Linked DNA regions of Mus musculus: region 2 is linked to region 1. The links are chromatin loops, found by intact Hi-C in ENCODE. Cell type or tissue: left cerebral cortex. All regions are shown on one strand. Each heading gives the region's core, and the rest is flanking DNA. Links, peaks and the distances in the headings are about the cores only. Region 1 holds the start of Alk (anaplastic lymphoma kinase). Region 2 overlaps Alk (anaplastic lymphoma kinase).

Region 1 (11,003 bases), core at 895-8,894:
TCAGAGAAAGGTAAATAGAAGGATGCTGTGTATTGGTTTGAGGGCTCTTTGAAAGACTCTCAAGAAAGTTACGTTGATAACCAAATTACCCCCAAAGGTTTCTCTTTCATCTTCCTCAACCAAAACAGACATTTTAAGAAGGCAAAAGCACATCAGGATAGGAGGAAGTGATAAAGCCGGCTTTCGTTCGGGAGTTACAATAATAGCCTGTGCCCTTCTTCCCTAATGTGTTGGGCTTCTGAGAACACATGGATTATTGTGAGAGGTACAGTGACTGCTGTTTGCTTTTATCTCCTTGTTTCTCTTCTCTTCTGTAGATGTAGGGTTGTTTGTAGTTTCCAGGAGAGTGCTATTCCTCTGGTATTTGGAAAAGGCTTTCTCTTTGCCTGTGTCACCTCTTATGTGCTACCGTGGTAGAGACCACGGTGATGTGGGCAAGGCAGCAAGCATATTTGAGAAGCAGCACTCTGCAATGGTGGTTGGGCTCTTTAGATTGGCTGTGGATTCACAGTGAATTAATTAAGGGCATTTTTCTTCTCCAGATGGCTCTGGCCTATGGACCTCTTTTTAGTCTATATTAGTCTTCTTCATACAACTTTCAAGTCTTACCTTTCTAAGGGGATCAGTAAGGATATTTGCTAGGTAGATATTTCTGACTCTTCACAGCACTGGCTGCTTCATATAGGTTAGGGTGGTGTGTGTGTGTATGTGTGTGTGTGTGCGCGTGCAAAAGACATATGTTATCTATGGGTTGGAGTATTTGCTTGTTGGTACAAGACCTTCCACAGCTGTATAGTAGTGGCTGCCCCATCAGCCTGGATTCCTATGTGACTGATGAGTCACACAGTCCCAATGTATTTCATTGTTTTTCAGCTACTGAGATTTAGGTGTTTGTGGGGGGAGGATCAAATCCGATTAAAGTCATCTCTGATGAAGGGTGATTTTCATTCCAGGTGGTGCAGTTTTTATTATTTTCCTCCCATGTTTTCTATTTTTATGATTTCTGTTTAGTTGTGGCATAGGCATGGATTGAACTTAATATTCTGGTAATGTAAATTTAAGGTTTTGGTTTGGTAGGAACCTAGGCTTGTATATGTTCATTTGTACATGTGTATGTAGAGGCCAGAAATCAACATAGGTGTCTCCCTTGACTACTTTCTACTTAGTTTTTTGAGATACAATCTCTCACTAAAGCCGGAGATCACAAATTTGGTAGACTGGCTAGCCAGAAAGCCCCTGGCTTCTTTCTGTGGACACTTTCTTGGGGCTGGGGTTACAGGGGCGTAACATGTTACCTGACTTCTGGGCTCCTAGAGTCAGGTCATTATGCCTACCTGGCAAGCACTTTATTAACTGAGCCATCTCAGCCCTAGATTCTGAACTTTTATTTGCCAAAGTACCGTTCCTCTGCACATCATGCCAAGAGAAGCACAGAGTAGATACTTAGTAAATATTGATTGCATTGATACTTAATGACGTTTCTTACCATTGACCATAATGAATATTAGATGATAGCTTAGCAAGCTACAGAAGTAGGGTTGAGGATTGTCTATGGGCTAAGACATACTCTTAGATAAATCTTTGCCCTCCCCCTTTCATTCAGTATTACATTCATCTTATTTCTCCTTCCTTTGGAAACTTAGTCTCCTAGTATCTGCCAACCCTTTTCCTTGGTATAGGATGAGACTGTTGGGTCATTTGAAGACTTCCTCATGGACTTCTTGACTGGCATATTAAAGACCATGCCATCTCCTTTCCTAATTTACTAGGAGCACAGCTAAATCAAGGCTTCTCAAGGTCCTACAATCTCTAAAGAGGAGAGCTGTGACTCCGGCTTTCCTGAACACAATTCGCTTGCTTTATTTGGAGATGTCCTCAGGGTCCCAATTCCTTATTTTAAAGGTTTATTCTTTGACAATTTCATATATGCCTATAATGAAGTTTGACCATATTCACCCACATAACTCCAACTTATCTGATCCCCCACCTCGGCCTCCCTTTTCTTCCCAAGTCTCCCTCCAACTCTTATATCTTTATTTAATTACTCAGCAATTCAACCTCTCAGTGTCCTCCAACAGCAGTCAGAAGTCAGCTTTCTTTATTACCGTGTTCTCCAAAACCCTCAAGGAAGTGGACCGTGTGTGGCTCACCCCTCCAGGCCATGTCTTTCATTTACTGTTTTCTAACCCTACTGGTTTTGTTCTTTGTTCTGCCTTTTGGATGTGTCAGCACGTTCTCGTCTCACACACTTGATTTCCTGAGACCTTTCTCCTTTACAATCTCTGGGAGATTATCCCGCCCAACAAATGAGGACATCCTGTCAGAGATCCCTTCTCTAACCAGTTAGCTAGATCTATTGCAATATCCCAACCCCCACACCAAACCATCCTTCATCGCACATCCTTATTGTATTCTCTTCCCGTGGGAATGTGAGCATCTAGGGATGAGGGACTCAATGTATCTTCTTCAAAGTGACATTGCACAATACAGGCATCAGCCTGTATACACTAGGTACTCAGGAGATATTCATTGACTAAACGGATGTCCAAGGTCTATAGGTCCCAGTCAGATTTTACACTCATGAGATATGTTTACTGAAATTATACCACCTGGATCTAAAATGCTGCTGTTAATTGCCTTCCTTATAGAGAACTCAAAGCCTACCCCAACCGAGTTGTCCATTTCTTTGTATAGAAAAATTGGGAATTCCATGAAAAGGCTCTTCTTTACTTAACCGCCAGAGTTGTGTGCAAGGTGACCCCAGCAACCCAACATTTTTATCGTCTCTTCAGATCTTCTAGTATCTGTACCTGTCCTCTTTGCCATCCTCACCCTCCTGTGTCACTCGTCCTTGCCCTTTCAGCTTCTTCGTTTCCTCTGCCCACACATCACTGTCCATCAGTGCATCCCTCCCCATTTACCTTCTATTGTTAATGAAGGTCCTGGACTCAGATATCTAGGTCAACTCAGGTGATAAATCTTGACACCAGAATAGATCCAATGAGGAGTGACTCTAATTCAGTTTTTATTTGCCCTCCGTAAATAGAGACCTATAACCCCTTCCCCCACAGTACAGTATTACCGAGAATATCTTTTCAACGTTGAGAATTGAACCTCCTGTCTTATGCATGCTAAGCAAGGTCTACGCCACCAAGCCATACTCCCTACCCCATTATTCTCAATACTAACCGAGGATTATTTTGAAGCATACTGGACTCACACTGTGTACACAAGGCATGCTAGCTTTCAGCGCTCACATATTTTGTCTCTATTTCCCCTGTTTCTTCTAAATTCCACTTCCCTGTAACCTCACCTCTCCATGGTGATGTCATAGGATAACAATGTCAAAATTATAGTTGTCCCGATGAGAAGGCCTAATTTGTCTCAATGGGATGTATGATTTTTGTTTTGAGAAAAAGAATCACTAGTTTGAATTCTAACATTGTTATTTATTTGCTGTTTGATCTTGGGCAATTTATTTTGCCTCTCTGAGACTTAACTGTTCCTCCTCTCATGGAAATATTAGTAATTGCTATGTCCTCCCAAAAGGCTACTTGTGTGATGTGAGACACACATGCACACACATACACATTTGTAGACGCAGATGCTTGGTGTCTGATAAATTATCAATAGCCAAAAAATTACCAAGCAAATAGGGGACATGGTCATTTTTGAGTTAGTATAATTTAATCTTCAGGGAAAGGCACGTGTTTCTCCTTGGGAGAAGTGAGAGAGTTAATAAGGCATGAGAGTTAATTGAGACACCCCCCCCCCCCCACACACACACACACATGCTCCCTCCATGAGATACAAAAGCAAGTTAAGGGCTCCTTGGCAGGGCGTTCAGAACCTTGATGGCTAATCCAGGTTGAGTTTCTAGTCTCTGCTGCCCCCTAGTGGCCACTGGTTTCAGAGGCCTATTCACAGTCCTTGACAGATTAAGAGTCAATTCGCCTTTGAACAAGAGTTATACAGACAGGAAAGACATGGAACAGGGGTGTGAAGGGGCTAGTGTTTTGATCCTTTTCACGTTTTAGATAGAAAGATTTTTTTCCTGAGGGTTTTCACAGCAGAAAATTTGATGAGAACCCAAACATACTATGAAAATAATTAACTCCATGGTCTTCTTCCTTCCCCAAGATAGGAGCATTTTTTTTTAATTCTCTTTTTTTCAAATCTCATCCCTTAAACAATTAAGTTGGCTACATATGAGTATTTCACATATACGGCTGAAAGCCAGACGTTCACTGAGAAGTAGTGTTGTTTGTTTGTTTGATTGGTTGGTTTTGTCTTTAGGGTTTCACTGCTCATCATGACAGCACAGTTATGGGAAAGACCCTGGCCTTAAAGGAGCAGGGTCTCCACTTGGCTGTTCTCGCATGTGGGGCAGTGAGCAAGATACTGCATCTCTTAGAGCTGGGTGAGGGAGGGTCCACTGGACAATGTACTGGGACACTGGGAGAGCTAGCATGAGTGAGACAGTCAGCCTTGGAGAGAAGGGACTGAGAAATTTGTGTGAACTAAAACTTACCCTTATCTGGGCTTCTGGTGACACACAGCCATTATCTGAAAGAAAAGGAGACTGGAGGGAGAACCTGGCATTTTAAGTAAGTGAATAAATAGAAGGCCTTGAGTGTGTGTGCCACCGCCCCACACAACCTTCTTCCACAGAGTCATATCCATAGCCTCTGGCCTGCTACTCATGGACCGCTAGGGCAAAGTAGCAGTCAAGAGGACTGGAGGGTGGGCTTGGAAGTCTCACATGAGCAAATGATCCAGAACTGGAATTAAAAATATCCGTCTCATGTGTGGTGGTTTATGCTTGTAATCCCAAATCCCAGCACTTGAAAAGCCGGAACAGGATTTCCAAGAGTTCCTAGTCAGTCTAGGCAGTGTAGTGAGTTCAAGCCCAGCCTGGGCTACAAAAACGAGGTCGTATTTCAAAAAAGGCCAAAATAAAAAAAGTGAATAAACAAATAGTGTCGTGGTGGGGTGGTTGCTCAGCGGCAGAGCGTTCGCTTGTCTTATAGAAGGCTCTGAGTTTCATCCCCAGTTTCTGTCTGGAAACCTGTGCAGACACCATTATGAGAAAACCAAGTGGCTGACAGGTCTGACAGCATTTGTTGCGGCTAAAGCCGAAGAAGAACAACTCAGGCTCTCAGGAATGCTTTCAAATAACAGGAGTGTTGGAGAAGGTTCCCTTTCAAGGCTCCAAGGCTCTTGAATCTTGCAGGGCCTCGCTACCCCTGCCTCCTTCTGGTTTTTCTTTGCCTCCAGATTTATTCCGGAACCTGCTCCTCTGAAGTCGGACACATTTAATCTGTTAAATGTATAATTAGACAGAGTGTTTGGTTGCAACGATCGCTTCCAGTTTTCCCATTTATCCAAAATACTCTCTTGTTCGCACAGCGGAGAAATAGGGCAGGCAATCTGGAGGAAGGAACAGGCACCAGCAGCGGGAGGCGGGGCGGGCTTGGTGCTTTTCTCAATGAATACTGAGGCCTCTGCAGATTTGCATAGGAGCAGATCTCGCAGCGGCATTGGCCGGCGGGCTTGGAAGGGGGCGGGGCCGGCTGCGTGGGCTGGGCGGCTGCGCTGAGTTCGCTCTAGAGCCCCGCCCCTCGCGGAGGCCCCGCCCCCCTTCGGCGCGCGCTCGCGGCACTGCCAGCTGCAAGTGGCGGGCGCCCAGGCAGATGCGATCCAGCGGCTCTGGGGGCGGCAGCAGCGGTGGCAACTGGCACCTCCCGCTGCTTCTGTCCAGCGGTTCTCGGGGGGGCAGTAAGACGTTTTCCGTTCGCCCCCTGGCCAGTCAACAAAACCGCGGGCGCTGCTGGTAGGTGAGGAGGGGGCTGGCTACATTGCGGGCTCCTCTGCCCGGAATGTTTTCACTAGTCGCCAGCGGCCAGGGCCGCCCGGGTGCTTGGGAGTGAACTCCGAGGAACCAAGACGTCGGTGACGGCAAGGACGCTGCAAACTTGCGCGCGTGGAGGCAGCGGGAGCCTCCTCTCCGCAACGCAGAGCTCGTGTTCACGCCCAGAAGTTCAGCGGGCAGGGTGATCGATCCGAAGACTTCCTGCAGCGGAGGTCACTTGAGGGGGCGCTAGAAAGCAGCCCCCTCCGGTGGTCCTTGCCTAGACCTGGGAAGGAGCGCAGAGGAGGTGACAGGAGCGGAGGACGTGGGCAAGACAGTGACCGACTCGGAGCCACGGTTCACAGCCTGGAAAGTTGCAGAAGATTGGAAGCTAAGAGGAGAGCTCTGGTCGCCGAGGGCTCCTTGAACGGTACCTAATTGCCACCTCCCTGGTCCCTGAGCAAAGGCCTCTACAAATGGGGCGCAGCACGGCGAGAGGCGCAGGATCCAGCTGTTGAGCCCAGGGTGTCTCACTGTCTCCGAACTACCCCCTGACTTTGTCTTCCGTTTTGCTGAGAACCCTTCTCGCCTCCTTGTAGCTTGGGAAAAGCAAGGGCGCTCTATAGTGTACACACAGTCCCTGAGATCTAGTGGAAGGAGCCATTCAGGACCAAGGACTATTTGGAGCCCTTTCCTGTTTGGGGGAGAGTGAAGGGCGAGGCTGGACCAGCAAGGGAAGGGAGACTAGTGTAAACTCGCCCTCCAGCGGGATGGGAGCTGCTGGGTTCCTGTGGCTGCTGCCTCCACTGCTTTTGGCAGCAGCCTCGTACTCCGGAGCTGCAACCGATCAGCGCGCGGGTTCCCCAGCCTCAGGGCCTCCTCTGCAGCCCCGGGAGCCGCTCAGTTATTCGCGCCTGCAGAGGAAGAGTCTGGCAGTGGACTTCGTTGTACCCTCGCTCTTCCGCGTCTATGCCCGAGACCTGCTGCTACCGCAGCCACGGTCCCCCTCGGAGCCCGAGGCTGGCGGGCTGGAGGCGCGGGGATCACTGGCCCTGGATTGTGAGCCTCTGCTCAGGCTGCTGGGGCCACTGCCTGGAATCTCCTGGGCAGATGGAGCCAGTTCTCCTAGTCCCGAGGCGGGTCCGACGCTGTCCAGGGTGCTGAAGGGAGGCTCGGTGCGCAAGCTCAGGCGTGCCAAACAGCTGGTGCTGGAGCTGGGCGAGGAGACGATTCTTGAAGGCTGTATTGGTCCCCCAGAGGAGGTAGCGGCTGTGGGGATACTCCAGTTCAACCTCAGCGAGCTGTTCAGCTGGTGGATTCTCCACGGCGAAGGGAGGCTGAGGATCCGCCTGATGCCTGAGAAGAAGGCATCGGAAGTGGGCAGGGAGGGAAGGCTATCCAGTGCGATCCGAGCCTCCCAGCCCCGCCTTCTCTTCCAGATCTTCGGGACGGGTGAGCAGCTCCCACTAGAGTGTGTTGGGATTTGCATTTTTAGTTATACGACATGTAGACACTGCTAACTAACTCTTATTCTTCTAGCCCCCTTTTCATCGTACTTGAACTTAGACCCGTGGTTTCTTTTTATGTGCTTAAACATAGTAACTTCCCAATAGAACCTTCTCTCTCTCTCTCTAGCAACCAAGTTGGGAGAAAAGTTTTCCAGTGTTGGCAGAATGCCTTCCACTGACTTACACACGATCCCACTGGATCATAATTGGATGCCCTCCTTCCTGAGCTCTGAGAATGGCTGAAACGTCCCTATAACGCCCGAGTTCCAAGTTACGGGACCTCACACTATTGCTCTTTTTTTCTTGACTCTTGTTTCTCTTCTAGACGACCACCTATTTGGAGAATGTGGTCGAATTTCCCAGAGAATAGAGAATTCCCCTTAATACTGAGTCTCAGCCAACTGCCTGTCCCTGTCCCTCCTCTCCAGTGCTGGCTAACCCAGAGGTTCTCTTTTCCTTAATTATTCATTCTGCCACATTGGACTCCCACCTCCAGACTGTTTACACACTCAGACTCTCGATGTTCTCAGATGTCCCAGGAAAGTCCCAGAGGAACTAAGGAACAGGGGCAGGAGAGTTGTAGGGAATGGGATGAAAACTGTTGAGGTTACTTTGCTTCGGGGGGAGAAGCAAGACAGTTGCCTTTCCTGCCTCCCCCTTTGTTTGCCCTGGGAGTCTTAGCTTGCATGTGTGTAGCAGCTGCTCTGGATGAGAGCTCTGGCAGGCTCTCATTGCTGGAGGCTCCTGGAGTGAGGTTTCTGTTTCATTTACTTCCCCCATTTCTTCCAAAATTCACCGCATTAGGGGCTGTATGTGCAAGCATTTACTTCTAACTCTGCAGTAGTGTCTTTTGAATGGCAAGCCAGGTGGTTTTGAATGAGTGTGTCTCTCAGAAGACCGTGAGGGGAAGGACTTGTGAATGAATTAAATATGCAATGTAAATGAATGAGAAAAACCGCAGAAAGAGAAATCATGCTTTTAAAAAGAAGCCCACACTGATTTCATTGAACAAACCTAGCTTCTTTTCTACGTCCTCATCATCAGAAATAGATGGAGTTCTTATGCTCCACTGGTTACTAATGTTTAGTATTAATTGGATGAAAAGCATCGAATAGGGTCCATTGTAGAGGTACAGCTTCTCCCTTGCTTACACACACACACACACACACACACACACACACACACACACACACACACACACACACACACACAGAGTCAGTGCTCCCCTGTAGCAGAGCTACCGAGAAGCTGAGACTCCTCTGTCATTGCACAGAAACTATACTGGCATGTGGTCCTCCAGGGAAACAGAATGTGGATTTGTATTTCAGCACGGGCATGGGTGACATCGGTGCCACTTCAAACAAGCCCCTTATGATCAGTGCTGGAATTTGTATTGTGCCTAGTGAAAGGCAGGGTCTGATGAGCTTGGCAGTGCCTTCAGTGAAATAAATGACACGAAACAATGAAACTGTTGTCTCACTAAGGACACTTTTGTAAAGAACAGCTGGGCTGTAACAGTATTGTGGCTTTTGCGGTTTATACATGAAACCTCTTTTAGCGTTCAGGGCTTCTGTAATGGATGTAAAATGACTTCTCTGGAAAGACAAATTTTCTTTCACGTTCATGTCTTTGAGCACTGTTGGGGCTTCCTCATCACCTCTTGTGATATGACCATATGCCCCAGCAGTCTATATCAACTGTTGTCACATGTTTGATGTCAAAGAGGATCATTTTCGAGCCCCAAACTTACCAACTATAGACAGGCTGCTAAGAAACTATCAGTGGATATCTGAGTCACAGACCGCATTCGAAGAACATACTACTGTAGTTGAGCCCTGTGTGCAGAAATCAAACTGTGCTCAGGGGGAGCTTCATGGAGAAAGGACTGTCTCCCAAGCGCTGGTCTGCTACTGGTTACAAGGAAGTATGAGCTTCCCAAGTCCTCCCTGAGGAGCTCGGTCCATTTGGCAGCGGGGCCAATCCTTATGCATCATTTGACACACATAGAAATGCTGGCTTCAGAAAGAGCCAGGATTCTGCCATTAAAAGGCCAGAAATTTTGGCCAGGCATATTTTTTTTTCCCAACAGGATTGGGATCAAATGGTTATTGATGGGATCAAATAAGACACTAAGTGTAAATGGATGAGCTCTCTGTGACCTCCAGAGAGACAGACAGCTTGTTGAAGAGCACTTCAGGCTCCGTGGTCGCCATACTTGAACAAGATGGGCTCTCTTGTCTCTGAGGGCAGGTCCTGTCTGTGGCTAGGCAGCTAGGCACACAAGACTGGCCTCTTGCCTCACTGCCTCCCCAGCATCCCTCAGATACTGGTTCCATCACAGACCTTTCCATGGTGTTGTAACACACCATATTCCATGTTGGGGGCAGCGCACATCACTGTGGCTCCATTCATCTCTTGGTATGGAAATTCTGGCTTTCATTCTGCCACTGTGGTTGATTTTTTCTACTTCTTATGTTGGGGCAGGAGATGAGTTTATTCTTTTTCATATAGCCTCTTAGTTATAGAATGGAATTTTTTTCTCTTTTGTGACATAGGGTACTCCATTAAACACAAGGAAAATGGACAAACTCAGTTTCTTTCTTAATGACCAAGGGACTTATGGTCCTGCCAAGAGGGGAGCAATAGGGCTAATGGTCTATGTGTGGGGACATGTTCTGCTGCTCCTTATAGTCAGTGGCCTTCGGGAGCCCATGTGTTGCAGACTGAAAAGAGTTTCCTAAACTTGAGAAGAATCGTAACCAGGGAGATGATAAAATGAGGATGCAGGCAGTAAGGCCAAAGCTAAACCATGGTGTTGTTTGTGGTTTGGGCTGCCTGAGAGGACAAAAGGATGTTTGAGAGCCTTTGTAATGAATGACCTGCTTGTGATTTTCTTTGTGGATTCCTGTGAATTCATAAATGGGATCGGTGCTTCAAACCCTCAAACATTTCCCGGGAGAACCCATTTAGAGGGGCAGTTCCTGAGAAAGCCCCCAAAGAGGTCTGCCTGATGTTAGCACATTTCCCATCGCTCTGGCTTATAACCTGGTTTGTAGGTGCTTTGAGGTCTGCTTCTATAATCTCACAGTCAGAGATCTAGAAGAATGTTGTGGGATAGGAGGTTCTGTTTCCCAGAAAGCCCACAGGAAAGAAGATACACAGCGTGGGACTTGATATGTACTACAGAGAAACTTGGGGGGGATTTCAAGTAGATGAATGCAGTGACCTTTGACCTCACATATCTGTCCATCCCTTCTCATTTCATTTCTGAAAGGGGCAGAGAGGGAGAGAGTAAAGGAAGATATAAGGAAATTGGAGCTCCCAGAAGAGATATCAGTTATTGGAGGTGAATTGGGAGAATTGGAGCCAGTCCAGAGAAGAGCAGAGAGCTGATTTAAGAGCTGAAGGGACTGATTTATGATGAAAGATGAAAAGAATTAAATATATATGGCCGAGCTAAATGGCGATGAAGGGAAAGCCATGGTAACAATCTACAAATCTCTGAAGAGAGCGGCTGTCAGTGAGGAGAGGGAGTTATTTAGTGTATCCTTTAAAAGTAATAGGACGGGCTTCCTGAAGAAAACTCCAGGTTAGCTATCAAAGAATCTTTTTTTTTTTTTGAAATAGATACTCTTCTATATATT
Region 2 (11,003 bases), core at 1,178-9,177, 640 kb after region 1:
CTGTATCTGGAGGCAACACATCTGAGTAGACACATATCCCTACTGACTCAGGGATCAAGAGACACTGCATGATCCCAAACACATTTACTAGTTGTCTACTGACTGCCTGTTTGCAGTCTTATTCTTCATCTATTTCTAAGAAACAGACACTACTGAAGTATATGCCTTAGGTGTCACATTAACTCTTAGGTGTGTTCGTAATATAACTCATCATTTCAAAGCAAGGTTTGTCTGATGGTTTCTTTTCAGTCTGTTTACTCATCACTCTTACTAGTTAGGGCAAACAGGTTTGGTGATTAAAGTCTTAGTAATGTCAAGGGTCTTGCATTGTCTTGTGTGTCTTCTATGGGCTATTGGGTGGTCCTACATCACAACCAAAGTCAGTTACATTGTTTAAATCTTAACTTGCTATTTATATCCCCATATGAGGGCAGGGAAGTGTTGTGTGGAGTGAGTCAAAACGGAGTAACACACAGTAAACATTTCAGAATATGGAGATGACCATATGGGAGCCTGGAAGCAAAAGGGAGCCTTAGCACCTCCCGGGGTGGAGGTGAGGGGACTAAGAACTCTTTAAACACCACCCCCCCCCGCGCCCCCACCCCAGTCTTCTCTCTCTTGCCTCTTCTCTCTGGTTTCCTTTCTCACTCCTCTATCCCCTCTAGCTCATCTCTTCCCCTCCCCCAACCCTGATTGAATTAAAACATATTGCCAGAAGATGAAGAAACCTCTTGTGTATCTGTCAAACACCTGTGACTCAGCCCGGCTGCTCCATCAGTATTTGCTGACTAGAAAGCACGCTGATTTCCTTAGATCATAGAGGACCATACCATGGTTACCTTGACTTTTTCCAGTGGAGAATAAGAACCCATTGAAAGCTTTTGAGCCGAGTCACAGATGACAGCGGAATGTGACAGAAGTTCACAAGAGGTTTCAGAAGGGAGAGAGAGAGGGGAAGGGGTACTTTAGGAGCCATGGATGTACTTCAGAGAATAAGTTCTAAAGGCAATATGAGACTTCTGTTGTTAGATTAATGAAGAAGTGAAGATAGAAGCCTGTTGGAAAAACATTGAAGAGTGAATGGGGATGTAGCTCAGTGGTACTGTGCTTGCCGAGTATGTACAAGGCTTCGGGATCCATTCCTAACATAAAAGAGAATAAAGAAGGGGACTCATTTACCTTCCTGTTACTAGATATGCGAACATCTAAGTGGAGAATAGAAACAGATTGTGAGCCAGAAGAGCCACAAGAATTAAATAGAAGGCATTTAGTTTTCCTAAAGTGGGAGGGATCTGATCTTCTTTGTGGACAGAAGAGCTATAGGCACAGCGATTGAAGGTGGTAGGGGAAAGGGGGGGATCAATTGAAAGGGCAGGGGCTAGAAGGCGGTGGGATGGGCAGCCACAGAATGGAGAAAGTACCAACACATGCACAGAGGTAAGTACCAACAACCAAGGGCACTGAGGAACAACAGTTCCACTTTCCAAGTCCAAATCCACAGTGTTCTGGAGCAAAATAAAGGAGAGTACATGTCAGGCACAGTCCCAAGCAGGACACTGCATGCCATAGACTATAAGAAAGTATTGCCTATAGTGTAGGTTTGGTTAGCATTACCTAAGGTGGAGTTGGTTAAATCCTCTAATCAGTGTTATCCAGCCATACAAGAAAACTGAGTAAAGACAGAAAAACATTGGTAGATTCCTTCAGCTACCATGGGAGGTTTTAATGGGGGTGAGTATTTGTTCCCCTGGATAGAGACATGTGACGGTAAATTTGACTCACCGGATCAGGACCCAGGATCCAGCTATGGCTTGGTTAGAGATGGGGTTTCTAGGTAGGACAGTATAAATTATCAGGCTACTATGGATGGTGGTACCATCCTCTTCAATTGAATTGTAAAGCAGCTACCAGTCAGGGCTTGGGAGACAGAAGCTGGGCATGACAGAGAACTAGCTCTTCAAACCACGAGAGCCAAGAACCATGGCTGACCAGAGCTCTGCATGTTCAGGATACACTATGTTTGCCCATCTTTCTCCGGGAGCCTTTTTCTTTCAGACTCTGAACAGCAGAGTTCTTTTACATGCTAGGTGTTGTTTGTAGATTGCCTCGATCAAACACAACCTCTATTATCTTAAACCTCAGTTTGTAGCCTGCACTGCCTCTGAACATGACTACATTTACACTTTCTTATAAAGACTACTATTAGCTACTGTTTCCTTTCAAATGTCTAGGGAATGGTGCCATAGAAACCCACGACACAACAAAAACAGACGCTTTCGGCTTCCTTTTGGCAAAGCAGCATCCTTATTTGGGAAGATAACTATATTAGGATATCATGATATATAGGTGTGTATCTGAGAGAGAGAGAGAGAGAGAGAGAGAGAGAGAGAGAGAGAGAGAGAGGAAGTCTCCCATTAGCTAACATGTGATCTGACACTGTTCAAACAACACCTGTAATTATTAGAAGGAATACAAAAGTCCATTATTCCTAAATCAAAAGAAATTGAATGGGAAAAAAAATCACCTCTATTACATCACATAGTGAGTTGAGACCATAGGCAAAAATCTTTGGGTATCCTTAAGGAAGCTCGCCTGAATAACCCTACTGGTCTAGTGCAGAGGTAGAATCACTGAAATTTGGGGTGATATCATCAGCCTCAATGAAGCTTCGGATTGCTCGATGGTGGTTCCTGCCCAGATCCTTGAACTCCAGTGAAAGTCCTTTGGCAGCTGTTAGCAAGATCAGGCTGTGGGCATCAGCTGCCTTTGCTGGATCAATTCAGATGAGCCTCCAGCAAAGTCCTTTAAGCTTCTGCCGGGGCTGCAAGGATACTTGAGGTTTCCGTGGTACAATAACATTTTAACTGATGTGTGCATCTCTCTCTCTCTCTCTCTCAGCTCCGCATGTCCTGGCTCATCCGCGGGGTTTTGAGAGGAAACGTATCTCTGGTGCTGGTGGAGAACAAAACCGGAAAGGAGCAAAGCCGGACTGTCTGGCATGTCGCCACTGACGAAGGCTTAAGCCTGTGGCAGCATACAGTGCTGTCCCTCCTCGATGTGACTGACAGGTGAGTTACTATTCATTCCCCCCACCCCACCTCCTGCTTTGTTTTACCCTACAAGGCACAGTGCTGACCTGGGAAGGTCTCACACTCCCCCATGCCCTTTATCTAAGACGTTTGATTGGTTGTTTTTTTCTCTTTGCTATGACAAAGTACCTGACAACTTAAGGAGGGAAGGTGACTTTGTTTGGGTTTTACTGCTGTGAACAGACACCATGACCTAGGCAAGTCTTATAAAGGACAACATTTAGTTGGGGCTGGCGTACAGGTTCGGAGGTTCAGTTCATGACCATCAAGATGGGAGCAGGGCAGCATCCAGGCAGGCATGGTTCAGGAGTTGCTGAGAGTTCTACATCTTCATCTGAAGGCGGCTAGTGGAAGACTGACTTCCAGGCACTTAGGATGAGGGTCTTAAAGCCCATACCCACAGTGACACCCCTACACCAACAGGGCCATACCTTCTAATAGTGTCACTCCCTGGGCAGAGAATACACAAACCATCACAGAAGGGTTTATTTTGGCTCGTAGTTTGAGGGTTTAAGCCATCATAGCAGGGACAGCACAATGACAAAAGCATAAGGCAGCTGGTTACACTGCATCAGAGATGAGTAATCATAGAGCCATAAAAGCTGGTGTTGGCCTGGCTTCTTTCTTTTACTTCAGCCTGAGACTCCTCCCCATTGGATGGTACTGCCCTCTTGGATGGTAGTGCCCCATTGGATGGTACCGCTCCATTGAATGGTTTTAGGTTGGGTCTTCCCACCTCAGTAAACCCAATCTAAAATCCTTTCACTGACAAGTCCAGAGGTCTGTCTCCTAGGCAGTTCTACATCCTGTCAGGTTGGCAGTCAATATTAACCACCACACCCATGTACACACAGAGACATGCACATCTCCTGCCAATTGCCGGGAGCTCGAGATTCTTCAAGGGATGGCGCACTAATGAACACTCATCTCCTGCAGCTCTCACCTGGCCTGATTGGCTTTCTTCAGGATCTGTCTGTGGAGAGAGCAGAAAATGAGGCACTCGAGCTACTACCAAATGATGCTCGGGTTTCATATCTCTATGGCATTTTCTCTCACTTGATGGATGTTGCCTTACTTCCTCTTATTTCCTCTCATTTCCTCTTTCCTCGTTAACAACAAAACCTTAGTGGGTGGGGAAGCTCCATCACTATTCTCCACCGTTCTTTTAAAGAGGAAAAGCTGAAAAAAATCAAAGGAGCAAAACAAGTTTGTCTCTGAGCCAAGACTGGAACCAGGGGGCGGGGGGGGGGGGGGTACTGCTCTATTGATTCAGCTCCAGAGGCAGGTTGACATAGGGAGATGCCAGACTCCTCACTGACCAGAGAAGAGCTTCTACCAGGGACCCTGGTTCTTATCAGACTTTACTACCAGTAACCTCTGTGACCTTGGACAAGAGCCTTGACTCCTTCCAGGTTTAGTCCTTCCCACTTCCAAATGGATATGGCTGGATTACCAGATCTCCAGCTGCATGGGGCATTGGATTGGAGCCGAAGCCTGTGGAGTTCAGCTGTCACTTGTCTCCCTAGGATGGCACTACCCTGCCACCTGCAGTCAGCCTGGAGCAAGCAATGCTTGAGTTAAAAATGGCCTGGCACAGCAGCATGTCTGTGACACTCTGCTGTGCTTTACTGAATATCCCACAGGTGGCACAGACATAGCCTATAGCAAAAGGCAGGGTGGCATCTCACCTACAGGGTAGACTGGAAGGGAAAACCACCTGCTATTGGCTAAGCATCACGCTCTACCATCTAGTGCAGTCTTCACAATAGTCTTACAAGAGATACTCAAATTACCATTCTGGTGAACCAACCTTTGAAATACAAGGACCAAAGGCTCAAAGCAGGGCAAAGAGTGATGCCTGTTGTCATGAGGCTTCGTAAGTGTGGAGCTGGGCTTTGAATTCTTCTCTCAAACCTCATAATATGCTGTTCCTTGCCACTTCTAATGGGAACTCTCCTGTCATAGAGAAGAAACCCCCTTCTAACTCAGAACAGCATCCATCCTCTCCTTCCAATGTATGTGGCTTGATGATCAGAGCCCATAGATGTCCCCAGGCTCAATGACCCTGGGACAAATGGATTTAATTAAAGTGGAGGAAGGGGAAAGTATGAGTGCCACCTCCATAGGCCGGTATTTCATCCTTGGGGACTGTGACAGTCACACACAGGGATTGGAACCTTGCTGGCGGTGCTGGAGCCATCCCTCCTGGGAGATGTAAAATTAATTCTGACTGTTACCCCTTCTCTCTTCAACCCAGCAAGTTCTCTGTTTCGTAGCTACTCCAGGGGATTTAAAGCAAGGAGGACGTTGAGTCCACTGGCTCCCTTCCGCAGGAGATGCATTTGAAGGAGACTTTGTTCCTAGCCTTCCTCTTCCCCCCACTGATGGTCACTAGCAGACTGGTATTTCCAATATTGATCCTGAGGCCAAAGCATCCATTTGAGGACTCAGTGAAGATTCAGACAAAAGCCAGCTTGGTTCACAATGCACCGTGACCTAATTCACACATAATTACAGGGGGAAGAAAATGTCTCCATTCACAAAAAAAAAACGCCTGCCAGCCACCAACTTGTTCTCAAAGCTAGAGGCAGTGTGGGAGGCACGCAGACCGGAGGCACAAGATGAGGAAGCGCAGGTGAACTGTCTGATAGTTTCGCTTGCTAAACTCAAACTAGACTATAGCAGCAACGGAGAGGAAGTGGGACAGCAGCGTGTCCAAGTGAGCGCAGGCTTTCAAGTGGACGGTCCCAAGCTTAGTTAGTGGTGTAACCTCATCCCATCTATTGAAACTCCCCGAGTCTCACCATCCCATCCTGTAAGCAGTACTTCACCAGGTTGTTATGGGAATAAATAATAGGATCGCCAAAAGAATCTATACATAACGGGGTGTCAGGAGGTTTTCAGCATCTTTTATTCTAGCCTCTAAGTGGCTTCATAAGTAATTTATTGAACAAACAGTACAAATCCAGCCACTGATCTTCCATGTTCTGCAAAATGGAGGCATACAGCTGTCTCTGGTTTGGGGAAGAAAAGTGGTGAACTCCTCGGTACACACTAAATGCTTCAACACTAAAAGCTGCTAATAAGGAATATTACTAAAAATGACAAACTTCTCTTCCCCCATCACCTGCACAGTGCCTCAGAGGAGTCTGGCATAGTCATCTCAGAAATGATAACGATAATGATAACCTCAAAGGTGAGGTTCTTGTGAGTGCGTAAATCGTAGAAGTCCTGCAACTTCTTCTGACCTCCTCCCAGGAGAGAGGCCACCCCAGCTGCCTGGATTGCCACAAAGTGGAACGGGGGCAGGGGGAGGTTAAAGGAGAGAAAGAAACCAATTAGGGAAGAAAGTAACAGAAAATGAGAAATGAGCAGAGGACAGAAGCAAACCACCTCCCTTCTCCCAGCCCCCGGTGGTAGGCATTCGCAGTCTATGCCCTCAGCCTTCATCCCACATCTCCACCATTCAGCACCTTCCTCGTTGTCAGCGCCCCATCATAGACCTTAGCCGTTGGAAACATTATTCTCCATGCTTCCTTATATCATCTCTGCTCCCCCAGGGTCTCCAACCTGTACAGTCAGGAAGTACTCTTTTCAAAGATCCTATCATAGATAAGATTCCCCATAACCTCTGGACCGCCCATGAGCAATTCTTTTAAACACAAGTCTATTCATGTCCCTGGCTTCCTGGGGCTTTTAGGGCATTCCCTATGTTCTCCAATAAGACCTTTCTTTAAGGTTATGTGTGATGTGTCCAACCTCAGCTTCAGTATCTCATACCATTCATTCTCCTCCTCTGCCTAGACTCCTCTCACTCGGTGGTACCATGCCAAAGTTCCTTACCAAGCCAAAACTCCTTACCTCAAGCTTTTGCATTTTCAAGTTTCTGCACATTAATATTCTTCCTTTGCCATCCACACTTGTAAATACCACTCCTCGCTCACTGTTTAAAGAAGTCTTCCCTCCATCCTGGGCTATCTGTGTGCCCACAATGTGTCCTTGAGGCTCTTGAGGCAAACATGTGCCTTTTCTTTCATTTTTAATGGGTTTTTTTTTTAAATATTTGAATTGGTACACAGGGCAGAGATCATGTCCCTATCTTATATGCCACTGCTTTCTGAACCTAGTAGCGTGCCTAACATGAAAAGCTCAATAAATCTATGTTGCCAGAATATGTCTTGAGAAAAATTGACTATATACCTCAAAACAGCAGCTGAATGAGCTGAGAATTCACCATTGGAATCCCTCCAGTTACCCCTCTTCTGTCCAACCTGTGTCTAGCAAAACAGACGAGACCACTTTATAATAAACGCGACCACAAAGAGTTCCATATTTCAAAGCAGCGCCTGTGTCCTGTCAGAAAAACCAAAACAGCATTTGTTACTCTTGTGACAGGGAGACCCTCTTTGGGGACTCGCCTGGTGCCTGTGCTTTCTTTGTGTGTGGTCACTGTCCTGTCAAAACCACTTTATGAGAAAGACTTTGATCTTAACCGTGTGCCACCCCCCTCCCCCCGGCGCCTGTGAGTTGGGAGCTTGAGCTGAGCGTGGAGACCAAAGAACTGCAGTCAGATTGCTCCCACGCCGCAGCAGTATCTCAGTGACTGTGCCATGTGCCCATTAAAAGGCTGGCAGCCAGAAGCTGTGTGTCCATGAATGGCATCTCTTCTGTCCATTCACAACCATGTAAACTGATAGAAGTAACGTCATCATCTGTCATCATTATGGAATTACCATCACTCTACAACCAGACTGCAAAGATGAACTAGGAAAAAGAATCTCCAGAGCCGTGCCCGGCGTGGCGTGAGCAGTGCTCGGCATGTCATGGGCAACATCCCTGGAATACAGATACGTGCTCTCATGGCAACTTTGAAGGACAGCACTAATTCAAATGTGTTTAAAGGCTTTGTCGTGCTCAGACATCTATCATGAGTAAATATGGCTCCTTTCTTTTTTTCTGTCCTCCACCCACCTCTTCTCCCTCCTCGAGTGTGACTGCCATTATCTCTTCTGGAATTAATTTTACCTTTCTTCAAAAATGGACGAAAAGCAAGTTCTCTCTCCTTATTGTCATCACCATTCATTCTCTTTCAGGGATATAATTCTGGGTTTCCTCTCCATTATCATCTCCCTTACTAACAGCAGTGTTTCCCACTGCCCTAAGCCTTGACACACTTACAGCATAGAGGCTGCCACTCAGGCTCTCTCTGCGAGAGACTGCGAGATAACCATGGATCAAATCTCGTCACGCAAATCGCCCCAATCGCACAGTCAAATAGAAAGCACACAACTTATCACACCTGCGCAAGCTCGACTCCCCAGCACCGTCGTTAGGAAGGCTTTTAGCTGTATGCTGTATACAAAGTCTAACAAAAAAAAATGTTCCCTCTGGAGATATTTAGGTTTCCTGTTTCCCTTTGCATCCTTTGTCCTAAACGGCAAGTGAGATGCCTCGCAAATGCATCTTCCAAACGAGTTCGGTTAAACTGAGAGTTATGTCCTCATGCATTCATACCAAAAATGCCAGAAATGCTTTTTCTCCCCTGTTCAACTTTTGGCTGTCGTCCTCGGCATCCCTACTTTATCCAGGAAGACTATGGATAGCAGTAGCCTCCCTTCCTGGAGCATCTTTCTGCCCTCAGGAAAGACTTAGCGGGGCACTTTCTTCATTGTTGTCTGTGTAGAGAAGTATATACACCAAACACTACAGGCAATCCTGGGTTCATGGGTCTAGACATCCCCTGCTTCTGGAAGTGTTATGTTTAACTTGTATTTTTTCACAAATTGCATCACAGCTTCCTGGTGCAGCCATGAATGAGTTTCAAATGCAGGTCAGAACTAACGCATGTTGAGTGCTCACTGCTGGCCAATCACTGTAACGAGTACTTAGCCGCACTATCTGCTTTCATCCTTCAAAGAGTCCCTTGGGATAGAAACTATAATTAACTCCCTTTATATATGAGAAATCTGAGTGCTAAAGAGGTTAAATGATTTTTCCCTTAACCCTTAGGCCACTCTGCTTTCTAGGCCCTGCCTGAGGAAATACAATACAGTGTGTGACAAGAGGTAGGAATCTTAAACATGCTAGGCCTTGTGACTGACAAAATATTTTGGTTCTGAGTTATTTTTAGACCATATTTCTTACACATTTCAAGCTAGTTGTTTAGGTTTTTCTTCTTTGCTTCATAACCCCCTGAGGCCCATAATATCTTATATATTTTAAGAGTAGCTGATGGAGAGATGATTCAGTGTGTAAAGTGCTTATATGCAAGCATAAAGACGTGAGTTTGATGCCTCAGAACCAAGGTTTAAAAACCAAAAGCCAAGCTAGGCTTGGTGGCACATGTTTTTAATCCCAGCTCTTCTCAGTTGGCAGAGGCAGGTGGATCTCTGTGAGTTCAAGTCCAACCTGATTTACATAGTGAGTTCCAGGCCAGCTAGCATTACACAATTACCCTGTCCAAACAAAAGCAAACAAACAAACAAACAAACTGACCACAGCAACTGGAGACAGAGACAGGAAGATTCCTGGCTCGTGCTGGCTAGTCATTCTAGCTAAAATCAGAAGGATCCAGGTCAGAGGCCTTATTTCATAATGTGGAAAATGGCTGAGAAAGACATCAAGATCAACACATTCAGAATACAGTGTCTTTCAAATGCCTGCTATCAGAGTCAAGAAGTGACTTCTAGAATCTCCAGGATAATAGGCAGCACTGTTGTCTTGCAGGGGAAAAAAACTGCTATTATAGAACCATGTTATAGAGTCTCTGTTTGAGCCACCTGAAAGCCCTGTAGAGCAGTTGTCAACCACAAGGTGGTCAGGCAACACCTGCAGAGCCGAGTCACTCAAGGACTAAGCCAAAAAAAAAAAAAAAAAACTGACCTGGTGGAGCAAACCAAATGTGGCCTGGGTGTAACCAGACAGCCACACTGATCATCCAGACAAAGATATAGACCTGTAGTCAGCAGACAGGTAACATCAAAGGATAAAAGGAGGGACCAAGTTTCCATAATGAGTCCAGAGCCTTGTATACAGCACACAGGCATGAGAACAGTCATATCTTTGCCCGAGCATATTAAACTATTCTCCCTCAATGTACCCTGCCTGGCTCACCAGGTTGCCTACAACATAGCCAGAGTGTGTAGTTAGGTAAAGGTTGCAGCTAAAGGAGAAGAGTTCGATGGTCTCCTGCAGCCAGCAAAGGGCAGAGTCTTTCCATCACCATGAGCTGGTTAGTCACCAACCACCAATGCCAAGTGTACTAAACAAATCCTGGGTACCTTAGAAGTACTGCTGTTTGTTGATTGGGATAGCAACACCTGAAATAACAGTATCCCTTCAGTTCCCAGAAATGAAATTCATTTCTTTCTCAGATAAAATCAAACATGGGTGTGCCTGGTGAGTTCAAGAACTTACACCCCTTCCACTGTGGCTCAGGCCTGCACTCCTGCCTTGGACTCCTTTGCATTTGGCTAGCAGTGTAGGGAGAGCATGGAGAGAGGCATTTGAAGATTTTGATGTATTATTACTTCTCACTTTCTATTGACTAGAATTTGCCGCATCATAAAATTTGGGGAATGAAACATTCACACCTCAGAATAGATCCCTCAAGGATGCTGGGAAATGCAGTCTAGCTGTGTGCCCACATAAGATAGAAGTTCATTAAAATGAGGGGGGGAGGAGAGGTAGGAGAGCAGGAGGGGGAGAGGAGGAAGAGGAAAGGAAGAAAATGAGGAATGGAAAGAGGAGGAGGAGGGAAAAGAGGAGGAGGAAGAAGAGGAGGAGGAAGAAAAAGAGGAGAAAGGAAGAAGAGGAGGAGAAGGAAGAAAATAGGAATGAAGAAGAGGAGGAGGAAGAAGAGGAGGAGGAAGAAGAGGAGGAGGAGGAAGGAAGAAGAGGAGGAAGAATGAAGAA

What was found. Hi-C counts contacts between places; a loop is a spot of excess contacts. Peaks named below come from ENCODE experiments on the same cell type or tissue, not always from the same donor. Only the 100,000 strongest peaks of a DNase experiment are listed, where the experiment ranks them.
Region 2: a loop joins it to region 1, with 3 times the contacts of the local background. A loop is called at or near these places in 10 of 42 quality-filtered maps.

Annotation. Positions count from the first base shown.
Region 1 is chr17:72,599,328-72,610,330 of GRCm38, reverse strand. It overlaps Alk (anaplastic lymphoma kinase), which reads left to right and starts at 6,024. Exons shown (of 29, transcript NM_007439.2): 1 at 6,024-7,303. The coding sequence starts at 6,622. In left cerebral cortex, for the core only: CTCF peaks have their summits at 3,892 (motif pointing left), 5,172 and 5,411; DNase peaks (open chromatin) are centred at 6,522, 7,070, 8,084, 8,692 and 2 more places; H3K4me3 peaks cover 2,863 bases.
Region 2 is chr17:71,959,551-71,970,553 of GRCm38, reverse strand. Alk (anaplastic lymphoma kinase) reads left to right here. Exons shown (of 29, transcript NM_007439.2): 9 at 2,899-3,068. Among named protein-coding and RNA genes, the nearest start is that of Gm41613, 160 kb to the left of the region's middle. In left cerebral cortex, for the core only: a CTCF peak has its summit at 4,634; DNase peaks (open chromatin) are centred at 4,623, 5,781 and 7,707.